Linked DNA regions of Mus musculus: region 2 is linked to region 1. The links are chromatin loops, found by intact Hi-C in ENCODE. Cell type or tissue: left cerebral cortex. All regions are shown on one strand.

Region 1 (2,500 bases):
TCAACTCTTCTCTCTGGCCTCATGTAGCTCTCCTACCTGGAGAGTGGCTGGGAGAAAGTGGGCCGTTCCACCCACCCCTGCAGTCTCCTCTCCCCTCTCCTCTGCATGTGCTCTGTACACTCTGTGCGATCGGTCATACTGTGGTTGGAGGGTGCCCACTTTCCTCTGTCCAAAGACCCGGCTTTCTAGCCCATCCTGTACCCTTCTGATTCCCCAGGAAAAAGCACACTGAAGAGCGTCTCCTGACCAGGTAGGTATAGCTCTTCCTACTATCAGTTCCGTCTAGAAGCTGATCAGGCAGGACGGCAAGGGAGTGGAGGTCACTGTGTAGAGGGGTGGCCTGTGGGACTGTAGAGAGGACCTAGGCAGGTGGTCAGAGATCTGGGCCCCTCCTAGCTCTCTCAAGGGTTCCCATTCCTATTTTTTTTTTTACACACTTAAGAAGAAAAGCAATACCCCAGCTGTGACCACAACATGGGATTAGTAGTTAAGATAAAAAGCTGACTGGGGTCCTTGCCTGTGCAGCAGCAGTTGGGGTGACATCGGTCTTAGGAGCAATGTGCTGAGGGATGTGAGCCCCAGCAGTTGCCATCCGGGCCTCCAGGGAGGCAGTTATACAGGGAAGGGGAGGGGGCGTAGTTTTGAGCTTTCAAAGTTAAGAAAAACCAAGAGGGTCAGGACACCGGGCAATGGGGGAATGAATGGCTTGTCATGGCCAGCCAAGTGGGTGGCACAGGAGAGCTCATTCAGGTCCCACACTGAAAGTGATCGTGGAAAATCTGGCAAAGTCTTTGCCAAATGCTGGTGCATGGCTGGTCCAGCCCACAGTGTGGCTGATGCAACAGAGATTGGGATTTCAAGGATAAAGAACGGAATGACGTTCTTGCCTTAGTCGTCTCAGATGGAGGAGAAAGCAAGGTGGGGGAGGGAGGGGGGAGAGAAGGGGAGGGAGGGAGGGAGAGAGAGAGAGAGAGAGAGAGAGAGAGAGAGAGAGAGAGAGTCCGATCCAAGGTCAGTTTTAGAAAAAATGAACTGGATCCTCTCTGAGGCATCATTTCTGGTGCACACAGGAAATCTCTGCCCTGGAGGTGATTTGCCTTGGAGCAGCAACTAGCCATGGGCAGCTGAATCCAGCTTTGCTGTCCATGAGGCTAGGGCTTTCCTCTTCAGACCTTCTAGATGACGCCACTAATATCAAATAGTGAGTCAGCAGCAGACCGTGTTCCTCCTTCTCCTCCATGCTGCAAGTTGCGGTTTGGACTCAGCAGAGTCAAGGATAATGTAGTGGGACTGGCTCCTGCATCAGCCCCCTGGTGACAGGTAATGATGGAGAGCTGGAATTCTCTAGGGCTGGCCCCCCTGGGGACCTGTCATTAGTCCCTATATCGCCTGAGATTTTTATCAATGATTTGAATGGAGAGGCAGGGGCTTCCTCCCTGTTTGCTGGTGACCCACCCCTGACAGGAACAGGAGCACAATGGTCTCCAGGCAAGGCCAGTGTGCCCGAAATAATGAACAAAAGCAACAGGAGGCAGTAACCGTGGCATGTATGAGAAACCTAGCTCCTGGGTGACAAGAGATCAACAGACTCTGAGTCCTGGGACTTAGGACGTTCCTGGCTTATGGGAAAAAGAAATCTGACTGTTCACTGGGAATAGGGAGCAGGTTAAACACTTAGGAAATCTCCACAGTAGGAAGATATGGGATTCCTATAAGGAACAAGGCTGTGAGGACATTCTCCCTCACATTTCCTTAAGCAACAAAGTAGGATGTGTGGCCCCGTATCTGACAGCACAGATCAGCTTCTATGAAATACTAGCAGGTTTATGTCCCTATCCAGACAATGGGAGACCAAGGTACTGCTCATGTCTTTGATCCGTCTTTTGAGTCATATACATATGCCCCCACCCCACCCCGTATAGCTAGAGCATCCTGCACCGTAGTCCTACTTAAAAAATAAAAATCAAATAGATTAGGAAATGTAGCTGATCACTCAGATTTGAAAGTAACAAACTCTGCCCTGTAAGGTTTTACTGACAGAAGCCTGAGCCTCTGGCTGGGGGAGGCACGCGTCTAGTCTTATGCTAACTGGCTAGGCTATGCCCAGATAGGGGTAGCCATGTTTGGAGAGAACCCTGGTAGTTGGATTCAAACTTGGGGGACAGTTTGGCTCTACTAGGGACGGTGTGGGAGAGGGAACTAGGCAAGCCTGGCAGTCTGGGGGTACAGAGAGTCACTGGGTGCTGTGTGAATTGGAGAGCCTGGGGGGGGGGGCTGGCAAGGGCAAGCAGCAGCGGTCCACGTGTTTGTGTGGTGAGAACTTCACACACTGAGCCATCTCCCCAGCCCCATCTCTCCTCCCCACTTTTATAGTTCCTTCCCCTCCTAAAACCAGACCTAGACTCCCTTCTATATGTTTGAAGTGTCTCTTAAAACACATATCTCCTCTGAATATGAGGGTTCATGTTAACTATCTGTTTTAGAATTTATACGTTGATAC
Region 2 (2,500 bases), 160 kb after region 1:
GAGGGTTGCTTTGCTTAGCCTTCATCTTTCGGCTAGCATAAGCAAAGGCTGCTAGATCCCATGAGTTCTCTTTCAGTACCAAGGCACAGCACACTTGGCCAGCCCTCAAAGTGCTGGAGTATGGATAGGAAAGATCCGCAGCCTCTTCCTGAAGCTTGCTCGGTCTTTTCTCCCTGGCTCTTCTCATCCTCGGCCTGTAGGTGAGACCCGTGTTCTTTTGGATAGACATCACTAGAGCCATTACACTCTTCATTCAAGAAACATGAGCAACACCGTGTGCTCCCTGCAGCCCCTAACTTAGCTTGCCACTGTAGTTTTGGGCAGACAGTAGCTTTACTAGACTGGTTCCCTGGGACTAAAGAACCCCAGTAAATTCACTTACGTCTGGGCCCTCTGCTTGGGGAGGTAGGAGCACTGGAGGTCTGTAACCCTTTCTCCCCTTCCTTCTCCCTCTCCTGTCTCCTGGCAGGGGAGTTGAACTCCCTTCCAAGAGAGTGAAATCAGACAGCATGATGGCTGCGGAAACCGAGTCCCGGAAATGCTAAACTTTTCCTTCTGATGTTAACATTCTTCCCCTGGAAGCCATCACAGATGGAAAGAGTAAGGTTGACTGGCTGGTGTTAAGAGCCACAACATGAAGCGAAAGGAAGAATTCCAGATATGTCACCATGACAATCCTAATAGGTGGTGTGTGCCCAGGGTCACCTGTTACTGCTGGAGTCAACCACCCATCTTATGGGAGAAGCTGTGAGAAGAAAATGAGTGGACCCAGTGGCTTCTTGAAGAAGGAAAAGACTCTAAAGCACTGGCTTTCAACCTATGGGTCACAATCTCCTTGTGGTCCCGTATCAGATGTCCTGCACACCAGATATTTATCCTACATTGCGATTCATAACTATAGCAAAGTTACAGATAGGAAGTAGCAGTGAAATAATTTTATGGTTGGAGGTCACCACAACATGAGGAACCATATTAAAGAGCTGAAGCATTGGGGAGGTTGAGAACCAGTGAACTAAACTTTGGAGTCTGGAGGCTTTTGTGAGCCGTGACTGTTTAAGAGCCTTTTGGGGGGAAAAAAAAAGAAGAAAACATAGAGACAGAGTCCAGGGTAGGGTAGGTCTTAGCCTCGATCTGTGGGCCCCACGGGATCCTGCACATACAGACAGGAGAAAGCATTTTATTTTTTCTCCATCGTCTATTTCAAGACTGTTCCTCTTGTCCAAGGCCGCGTGTTGCAACCTCTTGCGTGCTTAGGTTTCCGATCTTCAACTGACGAGCCCCAGCCCCTGGAGACGTTGCTCGACTAGCCTTACCGTGCATAGGGAAGTTGGATTTGGGCCCTGGGTTTGGCTACCTCTACATCCTTCCCCTGTCCCACTTTCCCCGGCCTGTTTGTATTCAGTCTAGACGCCTCGATTTTATTTGTTGGTGTCCTGCCCTAGCCCGGGGCAGCTGTGGTGGGTGGGAAGAGCACTTGAGTCGGAGTCAAGAAAACTGGCTTAAATTCTCACCAGGCTGTTTACAGGCTGTGTAGAAATTCAGGCAAACTATTTACCTTCTCTGGGCCCCAAGTCTCTCCTCTGCTAAGCAATTAGTAACAAGCTCTATCACTAGGGCGGTTAAAGGAGACAATATGGCCTCAGGGAAGAGACCATCGCTTCCAGTCCCTACTACCCCTGCTAGACCCCCACCTATCCAGCCAGTCCTCATGGACCTCTCCTGGGACTCTACAGACACCTCACTGCCACAGTCTTGAGATGAAGACTCCACTTTCAAACCTGTGTGTGTGTGTGTGTGTGTGTGTGTGTGTGTGTGTGTGTGTGTGTCTGTGTCTGTGTCTGTGTCTGTGTCTGTGTGTGTGTGTGTGTGTGTGTGTGTGTGTGTGTGTGTGTGTGTGTTGGCAAAGAAAAGACGACCCAGGCATGAATGTATATCAAGCTCCTAAGATGTGGTCACTACTAATTCTGACATGTGATAAGTATGAACTGCATACTGAGGCAGCCAGGCATGATGGCCCACGCCTTTAATCCAGTGCTTGGGAGACAGAGGTAGATGAATCTTTATGAGTTCAAGGCCAACCCGGTCTACATAGTGAGTTCCAGGACAGACAAAGCTACATATGAACTCTCTCTCTAAAAATAGCCAACAAGAAGTAAACAAACAAACAAACAAACAAAACAAAAACAAAAACACACCAACAACAACAAAATACATACCAAGACCAAGTGTGGTGCCATAAAGCTTTTGATCCCACCACTCAGCAGGCAGAGGCAGGCAGATCTCTGTGAGTTCAAATCTAGCCTGGTCTTCAGAGTGAGTTCTAGGCTAACTGGAGCAGCAATGAGACCTTGTCTCAAAAAAAAAAAATTGTGGCCCTAATAATTTCTCACTAATAATTTCCATTTTAACAAAAGGTTTAGGTGACATTTCACATACGTGAGGCTAAATAACGCATAAAGTGAATATGCATTTTACCTGTTTCTTTTAAAATCTGGCTTCT

Evidence for each region. Peaks named below come from ENCODE experiments on the same cell type or tissue, not always from the same donor. Only the 100,000 strongest peaks of a DNase experiment are listed, where the experiment ranks them.
Region 2: it touches region 1 in a loop (1.9-fold over the local background); 3 of 42 quality-filtered maps call a loop at or near these places.

Annotation. Positions count from the first base shown.
Region 1 is chr17:45,851,410-45,853,909 of GRCm38, forward strand. No RefSeq gene overlaps it. Among named protein-coding and RNA genes, the nearest start is that of Gm35692, 24 kb to the left of the region's middle. In left cerebral cortex, no CTCF peak of the experiment used is centred here; no DNase peak of the experiment used is centred here.
Region 2 is chr17:46,012,471-46,014,970 of GRCm38, forward strand. No RefSeq gene overlaps it. Among named protein-coding and RNA genes, the nearest start is that of Vegfa, 19 kb to the right of the region's middle. In left cerebral cortex, no CTCF peak of the experiment used is centred here; a DNase peak (open chromatin) is centred at 1,398.